Linked DNA regions of Homo sapiens: region 2 is linked to region 1. Evidence: chromatin loops called from intact Hi-C (ENCODE). Cell type or tissue: B cell. All regions are shown on one strand. Each heading gives the region's core, and the rest is flanking DNA. Links, peaks and the distances in the headings are about the cores only. Region 1 has its middle 110 kb from the start of SPRY2. Region 2 has its middle 59 kb from the start of SPRY2.

Region 1 (11,566 bases), core at 1,312-9,311:
CTGGCCATGGAAAGTGGGTGGCTGAGCTGGAGTGAAGAATAAGATCTTTGGAAATGAGGAGGTTCAGAATTTGAGTGACCAGAGTAATGGAAATACACTCAACAGAAGCATACTGAAGATACCAAGAATTTGGTAAGATTCACGTTCACGAGAGGAGCAATAAACCAAGTGCTAATCCTTTAAGAATTGACGTCTGACATGGTCCAAATGTCTCTGAATGTCTGCCACAAGGAGGCATGAGAGGGGACTGAACCTTTATGTTTGAGCTTCATTGGAGTTGGGTATTATTACTTTGTGTACCTTCCCTGGGTGATCTCAACATCTCCTACCACTTTAATGATCAACTGTATGTTAGTGTCTCACATAGACACATCTCCAGTAATGCTCTGTCCTCTGAGCACCAAATCATATAGCCACCTACTTACCTAACACCTTCACAAGCCCAGAAATTACATACATATAAAACTAAGAGTCTCTCATTTCTTAATTGCTTGAGGAAGAAAAGTCAACCCCAATCTTCATATCCCTGTACCTGTCAGGTCACACGTCTATAGATTGAATCACTATTAATTCTAGTTCCTAGATCCCTCTCAGATCTGCCCATTTCTCCAGACTCTTCTGTCACAACTCTACTTTAGGAGAACATCATTTCTTGCCTGGGTCTCTGCAGCAGCTTCCTGATAATTACTTCTGCCTTATTTCTTCTTGGTTTCTATGCAGAAAAATGATTAGAGGGAAAATGACTGAAAGAAAAGACCACCTATTGGACATTTCATTTTATTATTATTGTTTTAATTGCCCAATTTTTCAGTATTTCCAACTTAAAAGAAAATGGCCTGTTGTGCAGAGCTTGGAGAAGGCAGGCTGTACTTTCCATCAAAGTAATTGAAAGAGAACAGATTTTTTTCCTTCCCCATCCTCTAGTACCTAAGGCATGAGCATACAATTTAGGTTCAGACAATTTGATACAAGTACTCAGGACTTTGAATCTGGAGTAGTAAATAAGGTGAAAGAACATTTAGCTGTTTCACTCACCAATAACACCGTCCAGAGGGTGAAGTGTCAGCAGAGCCACAGGTGGGAATGGGATATTTTTCAGCAGTGCCGGTGCTAGTGGTGGTGTCCTAAGCAGATGGTTCTGATGAATCACAATGGCTGTGGCCCCAGCTAACCAGACTTCATTGGTTCTGTCACAGCTTATGAGTCTCGCTGTCCAACTATCTTGTTGATTCTATAAGTATTCCCAAACCTGGTGAAACATTCTCTTCTGCTTGAGCTAACCAAAATCATGTTCTATTGCTTACAATGCAAATTCTGATTGACATAGACCAGTTAAGAAGTTATAGTAATTTAGAATAAAGAGAATAGTGACCTGAATTAAAACAAGGGCAGCATGATAGAAAAAGGAAAGCAGGATTGAAAAATAGTCAGGAGTTAAAATTCACAAAAATGTATTGGATATTGGGATAAAGAGAAGAAAGTCTCAGTTGATGGTTTTTGCCTGGGTAAAGTGGTTGTCAGTAGTTCTAAACACAATAAAGATAGGAAAATAATAATAATGAAGAAGTTGGGCAGATGGCAGGGGTGAAGGAGATGTGGTGGTGGGACTAATTACTATTTTATAAAAGCTGAGTCTGAGATTTTAAGATAATGCTATGGGAGACAGATGGATGAATCTGTGGGAAATGTCAAGGATAAAGATAGAGAATTTAAGTCATCAGGAACTGAAATCATGAAAGGAAATGAGATCACTCTGGAAGGGTTCACAGCATGAGAACAGTGGGTCGAGGATACACATCTGAAAAATACCGTAATTTAAGAGATGAGCTTAGGAAGAGAGGCCTAGAAAATAAATCACATCATTCTGGACCACAGTTTTTTCTTGAGGAGATGGTTTGAATTCAATTGCTCCACATAATTTCCTTGGACATGTAGTGCTACTTAAAAATCATTTCTTGTCTTTGGAAGCTTTTTTGTGAGCAACAATTTCAAATAATTATTATCTGCTTATGTTTCTAATCAAAGATCTAAGTCCCACATTCTTTTCGGGAGACCTCTGTCTTCCAGGTTTGAAGAATAGCAAATCCCTCTGCATTTTAGGCAATATCTAAAATATGAAGAGACTTGCCTATCACTAATACTTCCATATAGATCTCTAAGTACAGAGTTTCTCTACTTTCTCCCTGGGACAACCCTGAGTTTATGGGTTCCAAAGAAGCAGAGCCCTGCTTTAGCCATTCAGTTAGGATCTGCTTGACCCACAAGAGATTTACCAGTTACTCCTCAGGTTTTTTTTTTTTTCTTAATTTTATTTGTAATTGACATGTAATAATTGTACATATTTGTGGGGTATGAAGTAAACCTTTGACAAAGTATACAATGTGTTATGATCCAATTTTAGCATAATTAGCATATCATTTCAAATTGTTTCTTTGTGTATGTTGGGAAAATTAAAAATCCTCTGTTCCAGATATTTAAAACTACCCACTAAATTATTCTAGCTTTACTCACCTGACAGTGCTATATAACACTACAACTTATTTCTCCTATCAATTGTGATTTTCTATCCACTAATCAACCTCTCTGTATCCTCTCTCCCTCCCTTCCCAGCCTCAAATAGCCACAATTCCACTCTCTACTTCTATCAGTTCAACTTTGTTAACATCTACCTATGAATGAGAACATGCCTGAGAGTATTTCTCTCTCTTGCCTGACTTAACATAATGTCCTCCAGGCTCATCCATGTTGTCACAAATGATAGAATTCCTTTCTTTTTTTATGGCTGAATAATATTCCAATGTCTTTGTGTGTGTGTGTGTGCATATATATATATATATATATATATCACATTTTCTTCCATCTATTCACCTGTTGATAGGCACTTAGGTTGACTCCATATCTTGGCTACTATGAAAGTGCAGCAATAACATGGGGGTGCAGATAGCTCTTCAATAAGCTGATTTTCTATCTTTTGGATAAATACCCAGTAGTGGGGTTGCTGGATCATATTGTACTTCTATTTTCAGTTTTTTGAGGAAACAACATACTGTTTTCCATAATGGCTGTACTAATTTACATTCCAACCAACAATGTATGAGAGTCCTCTTTTTTTCTACATCTTCAACAGCATTTTTCATGTTTTTGTCTTTTTGATAATAGCCACTCTAACTGGGGTGAGATGATATCTCATTGTGGTTTGATTTTCATTTCTCTGGTGATTAGTAATGTTGAGCATTTCTTCATATACCTGCTGGCCATTTGTATCTCTTCTTTTGAAAAATGTCTATTCAGATCCTTTGCCCATTTTTAAATAGGATTATTCTTATTATTGTTGTAGAGCTGTTTAAGCCCCTTGTATATTCTGGATGTTATCAGATATATAGATTGCAAATATTTCCTCCCATTTTACGCATTGTATCTTCACTGTTTTTTCCTTTGTTAAGAAGCTTTTTAGTTTAAAACAGTCTTATTTGTCTTTGGCTACTTTTGTTTTTGTTGCCTGTGCTTTTGGTCTTACTCATATTTTTTTTTTTTTTTTTTTTTGCGACAAAGTCTCGCTCTTGTCCCCCAGGCTGAAGTGCAATGGCATGATCTCCACTCACTGAAACCTCCCAGGTTCAAGTGATTCTCCTGCCTCAGCCTCCTGAGTAGCTGGGATTACAGGCGCCTGCCACCACGCCTGGCTAATTTTTGTATTTTTAATAGAGACGGGGTTTCACCATGTTGGCCAGGCTGGTCTCAAACTCCTGACCTCAGGTGATCTGCCCACCTCGGCCTCCCAAAGTGCTGGTATTACAGGTGTGAGTCACCATGCCCAGCTAAATCTTTACTCAGAATAAGGTCGTGAAGAATTTCTTCTATGTTTTCTTCCAGTAGTTTTCTTTGCGGGGGGTGGGGAAGGGGGTTGAGATGGGATCTCACTCTGTCACCCAGGCTGAAGTACAGTGGTGTAAACATAGCTCACTGTAGTCTTGAATTCCTAGACTCAAGCAATCCTCCCACCTCAGCCTCCTGAATAGCTATGACTACAAATGTGCACCACCACACCCAGCTAATTAAAAAAAAAAAAATTGTAGAGATGGGGTCTTGCTATGTTGACCAGGTTGGTCTCAATCTCTTGGCCTCAAACAGTCTTCCCACCTTGGCCTTTCAAAGTGCTGGGATGACAAGCATGAGCCTCTGTGCTCAGCTCTTCTAATAGTTTTATAGTTTCAGGTCTTACATTTAAGTCTTTCATCCATATTGAGTTCATTTTTGTATGTGGTGACAGACAGAGGTCAAGTTTCATTCTTATGTGTATGAATATCCAGTTTTCCTAGCAGCATTTATTGAAGAGGCTGTGCTTTCCCCCATAAATGTTCTTGGTTCTTTTGTCAAAGATCAGTTGGCTGTAAATACCAGATTTGTTTCTGAGCTCTCTATTCTGTTTCATTGGTCTATGTGTCTGTTCTTATGCTACTACCATGCTATTTTGATTTCTATAGCTTTGTAAGTATATTTTGAAGTCAGGTAGTGTGATGCCTCTAGCTTTGCTCTTTCTGCTTGGGATTGCTTTAGCTATCCAGGGTATTTTCTGGTTTCATGTGAATTTTAGGACTTTTTCTATTTCCGTGAAAAATGTCTTTGATATATTGATAGAAATTGCACTGAATCTGTAGATCCTTTAAATAGAATGGTTATTTTAACAATATTAATTCTTATAATCCATAAACATAAAATGTCTTTCCAATTTTTGTGTTGTCTTAGATTTCTTGTATCAGTATTTAGTAGTATTTTTTGTAGAAGTCTTCTACTTCCTTGGTGAAATTTATTCCAAGTTATCTATTTTTCTGGTAGCTATCGTAAATGAGATGGATTTTTTAAATCTAGCTCATTGTTACTGTACAGAAATACTGATTTTTTTTTTTTGAGATGGAATGTGGCTCTGTAACCCAGGCTGGAGTGCATTGGCACCATCCCAGCTCACTGCAGTCTCTGCCTCCCGGGTTCAAGCGATTCTCCTGCCTCCGCCTCCCAAGTAGCTGGGATTTACAGGCACCTGCTGCTGTGCTGGGCTAATTTTTGTATTTTTAGTAGAGACGAGGTTTCGCCATGTTGGCCAGGCTGGTCTCAAACTCCTGACCTCAGGTGATCCACCCGCCTCGGCCTCCCAAAGTACTGGGATTACAAGTGTAAGCCACCGTGCCCAGCCAAAACACTACTGATTTTTGTATGTTGATTTTGTGACCTGCAACTTTGCTGAATTTGTTTGCCATTTCTAAGAGGGTTGTTTTTTTTTTTTTCCAGTTTTATAATGTGTTGTTCTTTTTAAGTTCAGGGGTACATGTGCAGGATGTGCAGTTTTGTTACATAGGTAAACATGTGTCATGGAGGTTTGTTGTAATTTCATAACCCAGGTATTAAACCTAGTATCCATTAGTTCTTTTTCCTGACCGTCTCTCTCCTCCCACCCTCCACACTTCAATGGCCCCAGTGTGTGTTGTTCCCCTCTATGCATTGGTGTGTTCTCATTATTTAGCTCCCACTTATAAGTGAGAACATGCAGTATTTGGTTTTCTGTTCCCACATTAGTTTTCTAAGGATAATGGCCTCCAGCTCCATTCATGTCCCTGCAAAGGACATAATCTTTTTCTGGCTGCATAGTAATCCATGTTGCATATGTACACATTTTCTTTATCCAGTCTATCATTGATGGGTATTTAGGTTGATTCCATGTCTTTGCTATTGTAAATAGTGCTGCAGTGAACATACGTGTTCATGTGTCTTCATAATAGAACAATTTACATTCCTTCAGTTACATACCTACTAATAGGATTGCTGGGTCAAATGGTCTGTCTTTAGGTCTTTGAAGTATTGCCACACTGTCTTCCACAATGGGTGAACTAATTTACACTCCCACCAACAGTGTATAAAAGTGTTCCTTTTGCTCCACAGCCTTGCCAGCACCTGTTATCTTTTGACTTTTTAAAAACAGCCATCCTGACTAGTGTGAGATGGTATGTCATTGTGGTTTGTGGTTTGGATTTCCATTTCTCTAACCGTATTTTGATGAAGTTTTTAGGCTTTTCTATATATAACATTACATCATCTGAAAAAAGGAACAATTTGACTTCCTCTTTTTTCAATTTGAATGTCCTTTATTTCTTTCTGTTGCCTAATTGCTCTGGCTAGGATTTCCAGTACTATGTGAAATAAGAGTGGTGAAAGTGGCCATCTTTGTCTCATTCCAGTTCTTGGAAGACAAGTTTTCAGCTTTTCTTTGTTCAATATGGTGTGGTCTTGTTATATTTTGCCTTTTTGTGTTAAGGTATGTTCTTTCTGTATAATTTTTAAGAGTTTTCATCATGAAGGGATGTTGAATTTTATGAAATGCTTTTCTGAAATGTTTTTCTGCATCTATTGAGGTGATCATATGGTTTTTGTCCTTTATTCTGTTGATGTGATGCATCTTATTTATTGATTTGCACATGTCAAAACATCCTTGCATTCCTAGTAAAACTCCCACTTGATTGTGATATATAATCTTTTTGATGTGCTATTGGATTTGGTGTGGGAGTATTTTGTTGAGGATTTTTGCATCCGTGTTTATCAGTGATACTGGCTTGGCTTTACGGTTTCTTTTGTTGTTGCTGGTTTTTGTTGTTTTATGCTTTTGGTATCAGAGTAATGCTGGCCTGATAGAATGAGCTAGGAAGAATTTCTTCCTCTTCAATGTTTTGGAATAGTTTAAGAATTATTGTTAATACTTTTTAATGAGTTTGGTAGTATTCATCAAGGAAGCTATCCAGTGCTGAGCTTTTCTTTGTTGAAAGAACTTCTATTACTGGTTCAATCATATTACTTGTTATTGGTTGTTCAGGTTTTCTATTTCTTTGTGACTCAATCTTGGTAGGTTGTATGTGTCCCGAAATTTATTCATTTACTCTAGGTTTTCCAATTTTTCAGTGTATAGTTGTTCATAATAGATTCTCATGATCCTTTCTATTTCTGTGGTATCAGCTGTAATACCTCCTTTATTATTTCTGATTTTATTTGGGTATTCTTTTTTATTCTTAGTTTAGCTAATGGTTTGTTGGGATATTGTTTTTTCTTTTCATTTTGCTCATCTTTTTATGTTTTTAGTTTGTTTTGGTTAGTTCTGCTCTGATCTTTATTTCTTTCCTTCTAGTAATTGGGGTTTGGTTTGTTCTTTTCTTCTTGAGGTACATCATTAGGTTGGCTATTTGAAATCTTTCTACATTTATGATGTAGGTGTTTATTGCTATACACTTCCCTCTTAACACCACTTTTGCCATATTCCCTAGGTTTGGGGATGTTGTGTTGCTATTTTCCTTTGTTTCAAGACTTTTTATTTTCTTATTTTCATTGGCTTGTCATTCAGAAGCATGTTGTTTAATTTCCATAGATTTACACAGTTTTCAGTGTTCCTCTTGTCATTGGTTTCTAGTTTTATTCCACTGTGGTCTGAATACATAGAATAGGTACTTGATATAGTTTTGATTTTTTAAAAGTTGTTGAGACTAGTTTTGTGGCCTAACATGTGGTCTATCCTGGAGAATGTTTATGGTGATAAGAAGAATGTGTATTCTGGAAGGAGCAGAGTCACTGGCAGTGACAGAGGCAAGCCCCAGGTAAACCAATCCTCAGGCCACTGCGGTGGTATATTTGTGTGCCAGGTGACTCCACTGCTGGAGAAAGCACGATTGTTGGTAGCAGTAATGGATCCTGGGCAGGCTGGTCCTCAAGTCCCTGGGGAACATGCACAGGTACACAGCTGCTCTGCCACTAGAGAAGGTGGGGCCACCAGTGACAATGGTAGGCCCTGGGCAGGCCAGTTCCATGACCCATGGGGAACACATGTGGGTGTGTGGCTGCTCCACTTCTGAAAATGATGAGGTTGCTGGCAGCAGCAATCCCCAAATAGGTTGCTCCTCATACCCCTGAGGGGCACATGTGGGTATATAGCTGCTCTACCACTGGAGGGAGTAGGGTTACCTGTGGTGATAGTGGTGGCAAGCCACAGGCTAGCTGGTCCTCAGGCCTCTGAGGTGCATGTGAGCACAGAGGTGCTCTGCCACTGAAGAGGGCAGGGCTGCTAAGGAGGCAGCAAGTCTCAAGCAAGCTGGTTTTTAGGCCCCAGAAGGATGCCGGCTCCACTGTGGGTATGGGTAGTGTTACTTTTGGTGGTGGTGGGCCCCAGGCAAATTGCTCTCAGGTTCTAGACAGCAATGCATGTCAGTTCCCTTGGTCCTGGGGGCAGCCTCCCTACATTATTGGACCACCTGTTCCCCAGGGTACAGGATACCACACGGGTTCAGGTACCAGGATGATGGCTGCACAGTTGGGTCCAGCTGGTGTTGCAATGTTGCAGCCTCTAGATGAATGTGACAGGATGTTGGTAGGGCCCCAGGGATGTGGCAATTAGGAGCTATTGGGTCCCAGAGCAGGATGCACTCTGTTGATCACCCAACTCTCAAAAAGACAAAATGCTCTGGTGGCCTGGGTCCCAGAGGGTGGAGGGTAACACTGTAAATTCCCTCTCTTGACTAAGGCAGTCATGTGGACTCCAGACAACTCCTATACTTGGCTCATGGCCTGCAAGGTCCGTGGGGCTCTCCTATTGCTAGGGCAGAAGGCATCTGTGGTGGGAATGTGGAATGTTCTTTGCTTACCTTTCCCCTGTAGTGGGGAGGTCCATCTTAGCTCCAAGTTGATCTTGGCTGGGTACTTCGCTTTTTTTTCTATGCTGCTATCTCAAGTCTCTGTGCCTCTGGGTGTCTTTGTCACTACTTTGCTTAATTCCAGTGTGTTCCTCTAGACACTATTTGACATGTGGTTATCTGTTATTTTGGTATTTCTTTGTGGAGGAGTAAACTGCTGAGTGTCTCTAGTCACCCAACTTGATCTATAACCTAGTTACTCCCTGGTCTTTTGATATTTTTTATCTTCATTGCCTTGTATCAATGAAATATTGCTGGTTAAACATGGATGGACAGTGTTGACATTAAAAATTGCCTTCGAGTTATGAAGCCATTCTTCTATTTTTCTTTTGGTTTCCAAAGGCCTCCTCAGACTTTACTTTTGCTTCAAAAACACCACTTCTAGTTGGTGAAGAACAGGTGGTAAGAAGGAAAATAAATGTACATTCAACTATTTCCCTTGTCTTCAGGTTGAGAAAAAATAAAGAAGTGGTTGTGTTCTATAGTCCTGAGATAGGACAGAGAATTCCTAGCCAGTGCAACAGAAAAAAATTGAGAAAGGAAGTGATAAGCCAAGCTTAAATTAATAGGACTATACTGAGATTCAAATGTAAGAATACCAAGTTCTTACAGTGCATTTAAGAATACATGCCATTCTAAAAATACACGTAAGATACCAAGTGCAGAGTATCAGAGATTTTAAAAGTTTCAAGTCACAGAGCCAAGAGTTCAGGTTAGAAACAATCAGACTGGAAAATTGGAGGAGTCCTGGGGCTTGCCATAAGCCTAGAAAGTGTTTATAATTTATATAAGGATGTGTAGTAAGATTTGGCTCACTTAAAATCAAGGGTAAAAAGATGTAGCATCAGTGAAACTCTGGAAAACACAATGTAGTTGATAGGCAGAAGAAAAGAAAACAGAGATTGAGCAGAAGCTGTTTGAAGTTATGACTATGGTTTGAATGTTCCCTCCAAAACTCACATTAAAACGTAATCCCTTGATTTGGCAATATTGAGAGGTGAGGCCTTTAAGAAGTGACTGGATCATGAAGGCTCTGCCTTCAGAAATTGACTAATCTATTTATAGATTAATGGTTTAATAGTTAATGGATTAATATGGAAAGGAACTGGTGGTTTTACAAAAGGAAGAAAAGAGACATGACCTACCATATCAGCCCACTCAGCTTCCTCACCCTGTGGTTTTATGTACCACCTCAGGACCACAGAGTCCCCACCAGCAAGAAGGCTCTCATCAGATGTGGCCCCTCAACCTTGGACCTCTCAGCCTCTATAACTGTAATAAATATATTTATTTTCTTTATAAATTACCTAGTTTCAGATATTCTGATATAAACAGAAAAAGAACCAAGGCAGTTATTTAAAAAGCAATGAGACAGGGTCTTTTAGACGACCAAGAAAGAAAAGACAGGAAGTTTATGTAAACTGAAACCAGTGGAGATTGGATAAGTTAAGAATAGAAATACATCCACTGATTTGACTATTATCAAGCCATTCATATCCTTGTCAATAGCTGTTTCTGTACTGTGACAAGGATAGAAAGCAGAAAGCAGTGTGTTATCAAGTAAATGGGAGAAGAGAAATTACAGAGATAAGCAAACAATACATTTCAACAACTGTAGTTATGAAGAGAAAAATAATAAAATGCTAGCTAGGAGATAAAAGTTGAGGGAGGTTTTCTTTTTTCAGAAAAAGTTGAGCAGTATATATGTTTATCTTTTATGTGACAAATATAAAATCCAACTTGAATTGCTTAAAAAACAAGAAGGTATTGACTTTTTAAAACAAAATGATCCACAAGTAGAGTAAGCTTTAGGAATGGTCTGATAAAATTTTCTGCTTCTCTAATAAAAACTATTCCCTAGAGTCAGCAGTGGGGCAGGCTTCCTTAAGGTCTCATGATTACCCCTGCTGGAGATTGTTGGTAAGATGAGGGGGAAAGATGTAGTAGATGTTGAGGAGACCACCAAAAGGTGATCCCACTTCAGTCCACATCTTTGTTACAACATCCAACATCCAAACATACTTTTCATTGTATATGTACAATTTCAAAAATGCCCATGCCCATATGAAGTACACTCCCTCCCTCACCAAATGAAGTGAACTCCAAATCCTTTCCAGTTACTGTATCTAGGACAACCCCAGTGTTTCTGTGCCAAATCCAGTCTTACCCAAAAAGAATGGTTCAGGTATCTACAGCTAACCGAAAAGCTGTCCACCCACTGTTGTATAACATTCAGTATTTATTAGTGGAAGGAAAACAGAATAACCAAAACAGAGCACTTGCATTTGAGAACAAGGAAAATTGATGTCAGAAGTTCTCTTAGTTGGGCCCGACGCGGTGGCTCACGCCTGTAATCCTAGCACTTTAGAGGGCTGAGGCGGGTGAATCATGAGGTCAGGAGATCAAGACCAGCCTGGCCAACATGGGGAAACCCCGTCTCTACTAAAAAATACAAAAATTAGCTGGGTGTGGAGGTGCGCACCTGTAATCCCAGCTACTTGGGAGGCTGAGGCAGGAAAATCGCTTTAATGCAGGACGTGGAGGTTGCAGTGAGCCAAGATCGTGCCATTGCACTCCAGCCTGGGTGACAGGGCAAGACTCCATCTCAAAAAAAAAAAAAAAATGTTCTTAGTTATTCCCAAATGGAACAGTTCCAAGGACAGCTTTTGGGGAGCATGTTCATTGTTCATTCTCCACCATTGCAACATTAGAGATGGAAAATGGTATGGCTGCCTTACACTGACTTCTTTAGCAGTCAACTTTCTTATAGTGTAAAGGTGGGGACTAGAGACAGATTGAAGAGTTGAACAGATATAAGCTATTTTTAGCCAGGCTTGCTTGGGTTT
Region 2 (11,566 bases), core at 2,206-10,205, 55 kb after region 1:
AGGACAATAGTGAAATTCAGAAGATAGAGAACTCCTACAAAATTCTATACAAGAAGATCAGCCCCAAGACATACAATCATCAGATTTTCCAAGGTTGAAATGAAAGAGTGTTAAAGGTAGCTAGAGAGAACAGGCAGGTGACCTACAAAGGGAACTCCAATCAGGCTAACAGCTGACCTCTCAGCTGAAACCCTACAAGCCAGAAGAGATTAGTGATCTATATTCAACATTCTTAAATTAAAAAAATCTTCAACCAAGAATTTCATATTCAGCCAAAAAACTTTTTAAAGGAGAAATAAGATCCTTTTCAGATTAGTAAATGTTGAGGGAGTTTGTTACCACCAGACCTGCCTTACAGGAGATCTTGAAAGAAGCACTATATATAGAAAGGAAAAACTGCTACCAGCTAATACAAAAACACACTTAAATACACAGACCAGTGATACTATAAAGCAACCACACAAACAAGCCAGAATAATAACCAGCTAATAACACAATGACAGGATCAAATCCACACATATTAAGACTAACCTTGAATGTAAATCAGCTAAAGGCTCCACTTAAGAGGCATAAAATGGCAAGCTCTGTAAAAGGCAAGACCCGGCTGGGCATGGTGGCTCACATCTGTAATCCCAGCACTTTGGGAGATCAAGGTGGGTGGATTGCCTGAGGTCAGGAGTTCAAGACCAGCCTGGCCAATATGGTGAAACCCCGTTTCTATTAAAAGTACAAAAATTAGCTAGGCATGGTGGCGGGTACCTGTAATCCCAGCTACTCGGGAGGCTGAGGCAGGAGAATTGCTTGAACCCGGGAGGTGGATGTTGCAGTGAGCCGAGATTGCACCACTGCACTCCAGCCTGGGCAACAAGAGCAAAACTCCATCTCAAAAAAATAAAAATACAAAAGCAAGACTCAATGGTATGCTGTCTTCAAGAGGCCCATATAACACGTAATGACACCCATAGGCTCAAAGGAATGGAAGAAAATCTATCAAGCAAATGGAAAACAGAAAATAAGCAGGGGTTGCAATCCTAATTTCAGACAAAACAGACTTTAAACCAGCAAAGGTCAACACACAAAGACATTACATAATGATTATGGATTCAATAGGAAGACCTAACTGTCCTAAGTATCTATGCATGAAACACAGGAGCGCCTAGATTCATAAAGCAAGTTCTTAGAGACCTACAAAGAGACATAGACTACCACACAATAATAGTGGGAGACCTCAACACTCCACTAACAGTATTACACAGATCATCAAGGCAGAAAATGAACAAAGATATTCAGGATTTGAACTCAACATTAGATCAAATGGATCTGATAGACCTCTACAGAATTCCCCACCTCAAAACAACAGAATATACATTCTTCTCATTGCCACATGCTCTAAAACCAACCACATAATTGTACATAAAACAATTCTCAACAAATGTAAAATAACCAAAATCATATCAAATGCATGGCTCAGACCACAGCACAATAAAAATGTAAGTCAGGAGACTATGAAAATTGCTCAAAACCATGAAATTACATGGAAATTAAACAACATGCTCCTGAATGACTTTTAGGTAAATGATGAAATTAAGGCAGAATTCAAGAAGTTATTTGAAATGAATGAGAACAAAGATACAACATACCAGACTCTCTGGGACACAGCTAAGGCAGTGTTAAGAGGGAAATTCATAGCACTAAATACCCACATCAAAAAGTTAGAAAGACCTCAAATTAACAACCTAACATTGAAACTGAAAGAATTCAAGAAGCAAGAGCAAATCAACCCCAAAGCTAGCAGAAGACAAGAAATAACCAAAATCAGAGCTGAACTGAAGGAAATTGGGATGCTAAAAACCATTTGAAAGATCAACAAATCCATCAGTTGGTTTTTTGGAAAAATTAATAAGATAGGCCACTAACTAGATTAATAAAGAAAAGAGAAGATTCAAATAAACACAATTAGAAATGATAAAGGGAATGTTACCACTGACCCCACAGAAATAAAAATAACCATCAGAAACTACTACAAACACCTCTATGCACATAAACTAGAAACCCTAGAAGGGATGGATAAATTCCTAGACACATACACCCTCTCAAGACTGAACCAGGAAGAAATTGATTCCCTAAACAGACCAATAACGAGCTCCAAAATGGAATTAGTAATAAATAGCCTACCAACCAAAAAAGAAAGCCTAGGACCTGATAAATTCATAGCCAAATTCTACTGGATGCACAAAGATATGGTATCATTCCTACTAAAACTATTCTGAATAATTGAGAAGGGACTCCTCCCCAACTCATTCTATGAGCCCAGCATCATCCTAGTACTGAAACCTGGCAGAGACACAACAAAAAAAGAAAACTTTAGGCCAATATCTTTGGTGAACATCAATGCAAAAATCCTCAAAAAAATACTTGCAACCCAAATCCAGCAGCACATCAAAAAGTTAATCCACCATGATCAAGTAGACTTCATCCCTGGGATTCGAGATTGGTTCGACATATGCAAATCAATACATGTGATTCATCACATAAGCAAAACTAAAGACAAAAATCATATGATTATCTCAAATGACACAGAAAAGGCTTTCAATAAAATTGAACACCCTTTATGTTAAAAATTCTCAACAAACTAAGTACTGAAGGAATATACATTAAAATATGAACAGCCATCTGTAACAAACTCACAGCCAACTTTATACTGAGCGGGCAAAGGCTAGAAACATTTTCCTTGAAAACCGACACAAGAAAAGGATGCCCTCTCTTACTACTTCTATTTAGCATAGTATTAGAAATCCTAGCCAGAGCCATCATGCAACAAAAAGAAAAGGCATCCAAACAGGGAGAGGAAGTCAAACTATCTCTGTTTGCAGACGACATGATTCTATATCTAGAAAACCCCATACTCTTGGCCCAAAAGCTCCTTCAGCTAGCTGGTAAACAACTTCAGCAAAGTTTCAGGACACAAAATTAATGTACAAAAATCACTGGCATTCCTACTGTAGCTAAGCCAAGATGCAAATCAGGAGAACAATCCCATTCACAATTGCCACAAAAAGAATAAAATACCTAGGACTACAGCTAACCAGGGAGGTAAAAGAACTCTATAATGAGAATTAAACACTCCTGAAAGAAATCAGAGAAGAAACAAAGGAAAAATCATCCCGTGCTCATGGATAGGAAAAAATCAATATCATTAAAACGGCCATCCTGCCCTAAGTAATGTACATATTTTCAATGCTATTCCTATCAAATTACCAATGACATTCTTCACAGAACTAGAAAAAACTACTATAAATTCATATGGAACAAAAAAGAGCCCAGATAGCCAAGGCAATCCTATGCAAAATGAACAAAGTGGGAGGCACCACATTGCTTGACTTCCAACTAAACTACAGGACTATAGTAACCAGAACAGCATATTGTTGTTACAAAAACAGGCACATAGACCAATGGAACAGAATAGAGAGCCCAGAAATAAAGCCACATGCCTACAACCATTTGATCTTCAACAAAGTTGACAAAAAGAAGCAATAAGGAAAAGACTCCCTATTTAACCAATGGTGCTGGGATAACGGGCTAGCCATATGCAGAAGTTTGAAGCTGGACCCCACCTTACACTATATAGAAAAATAAACTCAAATATAGATGAAGGACTTAAATGTAAAACCCAAATGTACAAAAACCCTGGAAGACAATCTAGGCAATCATGACAAAGCCACCAAAAGCAATAGCAACAAAAGCAAAAATTGACAAATGGGATCTAATTAAACTTAGGAGCTTCTTCACAGCAAAAGAAATTATCAACAGAGTAAATAGCAACCCACAGAATGGGAGAAAATTTTTGCAAACTATGCATCTGACAAAGGTCTAATACCCAGCACCTGTAATGAATGTAAACAAATTTACAAGAGAAAAACAACCCCATTAAAAAGTGGGTCAAGAACATGAACAGACACTTTTCAAAAGACATACATGCAGCTGACAAGCATATGAAAAAAAAGCTCAATATCACTGATTATTAGAGAAGTGCAAATCAAAACCACAACAAGATACCATCTCACACCAGTCAGAATGGCTATTAAAAAGTAAAAAAAAAAAAAAAATAGCAGATGCTGGTGAGATGGCAAAGAAAAGAGAACACTTATACACTGTTGATGGGAGCGTAAATTAGTTCAACCATTGTGGAAAGCAGTATGGTGATTCCTCAAAAAACTAAAAGCAGAACTACCATTCAACCCAGCAATCCCATTACAGGGTATATACCCAGAGGAATATAAATCATTCTACCATAAAGACACTTGCATGTGTATGTTCATTGCAGCACTATTCACAACAGCAAAGACATGGAATCAACCTAAATGCCCATCAATGGCAGATTGGATAAACAAAATGTGATACATATACACCACAGAATACTATGCAGCCACAGGAAAGGACGAGATCATGTCTTTTGCACAAACATGAATGGAGCTGGAAGCTATTATCCTTAGCAAACTAATAAAGGAGCAGAAAATCAAATACCACATGTTCTCACTTATAAGTGGGAGCTAAATGATGAGAACTCATGAACACAAAGAAGGGAACAACAGACATTGGGGTCTACTTGAGGGTGGAGGGTGGGAGGAGGGAGAAGAATGGAAAAGATAACTATTGGGTGCTGGGCATAATACCCGGGTGATGAAATAATCTGTACAACAAACCCCTGTGACATGAGTTCACCTATGTAACAAACCTTCACATGTAAACTAAACCTAAAATAAAAGTTTAAAAATTTAAATTTTAAAAAATTTTTGAAAAATTAAAGAAGAAAAGACAGCAAACTTACCATAAATGTGATGTGAGCTCTGACTGCTGTGCTGACTAGCCTCCTTACTCCCTAAGAAACAGTAATATTAAAATTAAGCCAATTAATAAGCTGGCAATGACCTTTAAGTGTTCAAGTGAAAAAAAGTTTCACATCTCTTTTTTAAAGTTAAAAGCTACTAGTAGTTAAGCTTATTGCGGAAAGTATGTCAAAAGCAGGAATAGGCCAAAAACTAAACCTTTGCAACAACCACTTAGTCAAGTTGTGAGTGCAAAGGAAAAGTTATTGAAGGAAACTAAAAATACTACTCCAGTAAACACATGAATGATAAGAAAGTGAAACAGCCATATCGTTGATATGAAGAAAGCTTTAGTGATCTGAATGGAAGATCAAACCAGCCACAACATTCTCTTATGCCAAAGCCTAATCCAGAGCAAGGCCCTAACTTACTTCAATTTCATAAAAGTGAGAGGTGTGAGAACGCTGCAGAAGAAAAGCTGGAAGCTAGCAGAGGTTGGTTCGTGAGGTTAAAGTAAAAGAAGCCATCTCCATAACATAAAAGTGCTAGGTGGAGCAGCAAACGTTGATGTAGGAGCTACAGCAAGTTATCCAGAAGATGTAGCTAAGATAATTGATGAAGGTGGCTACATTAAAAAAGAGAATTTATATGTAGATGAAACAGCCTTATAGTGGAAGATGATGCCATCTAGGATTTATATCACTAGAGAGGGGAAGTCAATGTCTGGCTTCAAAGTTTCAAAGCACAGGCTGATTCTCTTGCTAGGGACTAATGCAGCTGGTGACTAAACTGAAGCCAATGCTTGTTTACCATTCTGAAAATCCTACAGCCCTTTAGAACTAAGCTGAATCTATTCTACCTATGCTCTATAAATGAGATAACAAAGCCTGGATGACAGAACACGTGTTCACAGCATGGTTTAATGAATAGTGTAAGCCAAATATTGACACTTACTGCTCAAAAAAAAAAAAAAAAAAAAAGATTCTTTTCAAAATATTATGGCTCATCAACAGTGTATCTGGTCCCCCAAGAACTCTGATGAATATGTACAAGGAGATTAATGTTATTTTCATACCTGCTAACACAACATCTACTGCGGTTTGCCATGGTTACCACGGGACTGAATGAAGGCAGACAAATGCAGAAATGAAAACTTAAAAGAAACAGTTTAAAGAAAGGGGCTAGGGGAAGAAGAGGGATCCCTGCTTCTAGTGAGCAAAGGCAGCCACCCTGAGCTTCTACAGCCCTTTTATTTATTGAGTAGAAAGAGCAGGGAGGAGGAGGTAACGATTGGTCAGCTGCTTAATTGATCACAGGTTCACATTATTGCTAACAGGCTTCAGATGTGCCTAATCACAAGCAACACTTGTGCTTGGGGCGTGACTGCCCTCAGCATTCCTTGTGGGTGGCAGACACCGTTTGTCAGTTTGCCAACAACCTGTAAGAACAGTTTGCTCTTTACTCACATAGCCTCCAGTGGTATACTGAGTTGGTCACAACGCTCATTCTTGCGGTCTCCAACATCTCTCCCTTTGTGTTTTTAAATTAATTGAGAAAGGTAATTGCAAAATGTGCAGGCTTCAATTGCTGGTTCGTTCTGTCTTTGCATTCAGCTCGTACTGGGGGAACCAGGCCCACAGTTGGGTTGCATGGGTCCCTCCAGTCTCCTATTCCATGGTCGTACACACCTTAAGGGCACCCATAGAGTTTGTTCATCTCCTGCAAAAACACAAGCGTACCCTCATCCCCACATTAGCAAATTAATTGAAAAAAGGCAAAGGCTTTTGAGGCTGTAGCTGGGGGCATGCTGTTGCTGATGCATCTGCTCCACAAGCTGCAATTCAGCTTCTTCCTCTTTGGTTAACCACGCGGTAAAACTTTCCATTGATAATGAGAGGCAGGCTCTTTCTGATTAACAGAAGGCACAGAGAAAACAAAGAAAACAAATCAAAGCTTATTTTTCTCGTGCAACACTATAGCAAAAAAAAAAAAAAAAAAAAAAAAATCCTCACGATCTATTACCATGAGAGATCAGCCTCTTGCTTCTGCATCCATAAGCCCACAAAACTCTTCTTCAATTTGCACTGCACAAGTGGGTCTACTAGATGCTATGGGTTGTGATAGATAAATTTCCTGTGTAGTTGTACTTCCAAATCCCTTGATTCTCTCCTTTCTCCTTTTGTGGAGAAGGGTGCAATTTACAGGGAATAAGCAACAGTTGAGCAATATATTCTCCCTGGTTCAAAAACCCAAAGATCTTGTGACACCACCACCACCACCTGAATTTCTCCTTCCCAATCAAAATCAACTCCTGGGACTACAGTAATGCCCAGTAAGTTAAGATGACTTTTACCCAAAATTAATCCCATGTATCCTATTGGCAAAGGTCCCCAAATACCAGTGGGAATCTTAGTGAGTTTGTTTCCTCCAATTAACGTAACCCGTTCTCTGACTGGGAGATCTAATCCCGCGCTTCCAGGTGTTCCCGGGGAGAGGGAATCGACGTGCCTCCAGAAACTCACCCCTGAAACGGAGTTGTGGCCTGGAGGAGGAGTGCCCTCATTGTTTGAGGTGCCCCGGTCCAGGCCCCCTTCTTGTTTCCCTACAGGGGGGTGCCATTTTGATGAAATTTTGAGTGGCATTGATTAGCCCAGTGATTTCCTTTATTGCAACAAGGGCAAAATCCTGGCTTTTTTTTCTGTTAGGAGGGGACTGTGTTATAAGATCCCTTCTGCCCAGAGGTCTGACGGCATTCTTTTTTTAAAATGTCCAATTTTTCTACACTTATAACATTTTCCCACTTTAAGGCTTGACCCTTGGCTCCTTTTAGATCTGTCAACTATCAAATTAGTCATTATTGAGCCAATATTGTAGAGTAATGAAGCTCAGTTCCCACATCTTGACAAGCTCTGAGAAAACCTCCCAAGATTTTTGTACATCTCACAGGTGCCAGTGCATGTTTACAATCCATGTTTGCACTCTCAAAAGTTAAAGTTAGGCTTTCTGTAGCCACAAAAGAAGACAGTACAAACCAATTTTCATCCTCCCTCTCCTGTTCACTACCCTCAATAGGTGCTGTAGGTGGATCAAAAAATTCTCTCAAACCCTGAAATAATGACAAAGACAGTACAAACCAAACTCCAAACAAAAAAGAGAAAAGAAATAGCCAAGTTCTTCCCCATGTTACCCTGATTCAAAAACTTCCCATTCTCTATACCTCTTTAGGGCACTGACCAGTACCTCTTTAGAGCAGTGACCTTATATTGCAGCTGGCAGACTTGTAATGGGGTTTCTGGTTCATCTGGGTTTACTACTTCTGCTCCAGCAGACCTTCTTCGTTCATGTCCCTATAGGACCCTATCTGTCCCTGTTTGTCCCTATCTGTCCCTGCAAGTCTCTGCTAGTCTCTACTAATCTCTATCTGTCCCCACGGTCTCTGTTTGGGTGCCACTTGCTGCAGTTTGCCATGGTTTGCCACAGTTACCATGGGACTGAATGAAGGAGGACGAACACAGAAATGAAAACTTAAAAGAAACTGTTTTAAAGAAAGGGGCCAGGGGAAGAAGAGGGATCCCTGCTTCTAGTGAGCAAAGGCGGCCTCCCTGAGCTTCTACAGCCCTTTGTATTTATTGGGTAGAAAGAGCAGGGAGGAGGAGGTAACAATTGGTCAGCTGCTTAATTGATCACAGGTTCACATTATTGCCAACAGGCTTCAGCTATGCCTAATCACAGGAAACACTTGTGCTTGAGGTGTGACTGCCCTCAGCATTCCTTCTGGGTGGCAGACGTAGTTTGCCAAGTTTGCCAACAACCTGCTTTCATGAGAACAGTTTGCTGTTTACTCATGTAGCCTCCAGTGGTATACTGGGTTGGTCATGACCCTCATTCTTTCAGTCTCCAACAAACATCCATTCTGCAGCCCATGGATCAAAAAGTCATTTTGACTCTCAAATATTATTATTTAAGAGATACATTTTGTAAGGCCATAGCTGCCATAGATAGTGATTCTTCCGATAGATTTGGGCAAAGTAAATTGAAACCCTTATAGAAAGGATTCACCATTCTAGATGCCATCAAGAACATTGATGATTCATGGGAGGAGGTCCAAATATCAGCATTAACAGAAGTTTGAAATAAATTGATCCCAATCCTCATGGATGACTTTGAGAGGCTCATGACTTTAGTGGAGGAAGTAACTGCAAATGTGGTGGAAGTAGCAAGAGAACTAGAATTAGAAGTACAGCCTGAAGGTGTGATAGAATTGCTGCAATCTTCAAAGAAAGTGATTTCTCCTTCTCCTTCTCCTTCGCCTTCTCCTTCTTTCTTCTTGTTCTCCTTTTTCTTATTATTCTTCTCGGTAGAGACAGGAGTCTCACTATGTTGCCTATGCTAATCTCAAACTCCTGGCCTGAAGCAATTCTCCCACCTCAGCTACTCAAAGCACTGGGATTACACTGCGCCTGACCTAGAAATTGGTTTTTTGAGATGGAATCTACTTCTCATGAACATACTGTGCACATTGTTGAAATAACAACAAAGGATTTAGACTATTTCATAAACTTAGCTGATAAAGCAGTGTCAGGGTTTGAGAGGACTGACTCCAGTTTTGAAAGAAGTTCTACTGTGAGTAAAACACTATCACATAGCTTTGCTTCAGAGAATTCTTCCATGAAAGGAAGAGTGAATTGATGTGGCAAACCTTATTGTTGTCTTATTTTAAGAAATTTCCACAGCCACCCCAACCTTCAACATCACCACTCTGATCAGTCAGCAGTCATCAACATTGAGGCAAGACCCTCCACAAGCACAAAGATTACACCTTACTCAGATGATATTTAACATTTGTTTAGCAATAAAGTATTTTTAAGTTAAGGTATGTGCATTTTTAGGCATAAGACTATTGCACACAATAGACTACAGTATAATGTAAACATACTTTTATTTGCACCAGAAACCAAAAAATTAGTATGATATTTTATTGTGATATTAATGTTTTTGAGATGGTGTAGAATCAAACCTGCGGCATCACCAAGGTATGCTTCTATAGTCAACACTACTGCATTTTACACTTTGAAATTTCTTAAAAGGGTATATGTTACGTTAAGTGTTCTTGCCACAGTAAAATAAAATTAATAAAGTGGAAAAAATCTCTGGCATTATACCCTTGAAACTGATGAAATAATACATTGTTATAATTTTTTTTTTTTTTTGAGACGGAGTCTCGCTCTGTCACCCAGGCTGGAGTGCAGTGGCACAATCTCGGCTCACTGCAAGTTCCGCCTCCCGGGTTCACACCATTCTCCTGCCTCAGCCTCCTGAGTAGCTGGGACTACAGGCGCCTGCCACCATGCCTGGCTAATTTTTTGTATTTTTAGTAGAGACGGGTTTCACCGTGTTAGCCAGGATGGTCTCAATCTCTTGACCTCGTGATCCACCTGCCTCAGCCTCCCAAAGTGCTGGGATTACAGGCATGAGCCACCACGCCCGGCCCATTGTTATAATTTTAAAAAAATAAAATAAAATAAATATATGAGAAAAACAACTATAGACTAATATCTTTAATGAACACAGAAGCACAAATTCCAATCAAAATTTTAGACGATTTAATACAACAATATTTGTACAAACTTTCTATTGCTTTTGCAACAAATTACCAAAGAATTATAGACTTAAAAAACACAAATTTATCTTATATTCCTGGAGGTAAGAATTCTGAGATCTGTTTCACTGTGCTAAATTCAAAATATTCACAGAGTTAATTTTTCTTGAAGATTCTAAGGAGAGAATCCATTCACCTATCTTTTTTTAGCTTCTAGTGGCTGCCAATATTCTTTAACTTGTGGCATCTTCCTCCATCTTCAAAGTGCATCACTCCAATACTCTGCTTCCATAATCACATCACCCTCTTCTCTGTGTAACCAAATCTCCTTCTGCTCTTTTCTTATAAAGGCACTTGTGGTTACTTTTGTTGTTCATCTGGATATCCTCCCTAGTGTCATCTCAAGATCCTTAGCATAATCACTTTTGCAAAGTACCTTTTGCCGTATAACATTTGCAGGTTCTGGAGATGAGGAAGTGGATATTTCGGGGGGCCATTTTTCAACCTATCAGTCTGCCTTCTGGCTACCAAAGATTCACATTCACCCTACATGCAAAATGCATTTAATGCATCCCAGCCTCCCCAAGTGTCTCCACCTATTAAAACATCAGTTCAAGACCAAAGTCTCATCTAAATATTATCAGTTCAAGGAGGTAGAGAATAGAATGATAGTTACCAGAGGCTGAGAATGGTATGGGATGGGAGGGCATGAAGAAAGGTTGGTTAGCAGATATAGAGGTACAGTTAGATAGAAAGAATAAGTTCTAGTGTTCAATAGCATAGTAGAGTAACTATACAATATATGATACACAACAGTATATTGTATATTTCAAAATAGCTAGAAAAGATTTGAAATATTCCCAACACAAACAAAATGATACATATTCAAAGTAATAGATACCCTAAATACCATGATTTGATGATTGCACATTCCATGCATGCATCAAAATATCACATGTATTGCTTACATATGTACAAACACTATGTATCAATAAAAAACAATAAGTAAATAATATCATCAGCTCAGATATCCCAAATCTCATCATCTAAGTCATATAAATTAGGTATAAATCACGCTTTAGGTATGTTCCATCCTAAAGCATAATTCTCCTCCATCTGTGTACCCATAACACTGAAAAAC

Evidence for each region. Peaks named below come from ENCODE experiments on the same cell type or tissue, not always from the same donor. Only the 100,000 strongest peaks of a DNase experiment are listed, where the experiment ranks them.
Region 2: a loop joins it to region 1, with 5 times the contacts of the local background. A loop is called at or near these places in 2 of 110 quality-filtered maps.

The regions. Positions count from the first base shown.
Region 1 is chr13:80,448,925-80,460,490 of GRCh38, reverse strand. No RefSeq gene overlaps it. Among named protein-coding and RNA genes, the nearest start is that of SPRY2, 110 kb to the right of the region's middle. RefSeq lists enhancers at 3,837-4,006, 9,012-9,181. In B cell, for the core only: no CTCF peak of the experiment used is centred there; a DNase peak (open chromatin) is centred at 6,020; H3K4me3 peaks cover 417 bases; H3K27ac peaks cover 744 bases.
Region 2 is chr13:80,394,700-80,406,265 of GRCh38, reverse strand. No RefSeq gene overlaps it. Among named protein-coding and RNA genes, the nearest start is that of SPRY2, 59 kb to the right of the region's middle. In B cell, for the core only: no CTCF peak of the experiment used is centred there; DNase peaks (open chromatin) are centred at 5,965, 6,265 and 6,665; H3K4me3 peaks cover 691 bases; H3K27ac peaks cover 1,562 bases.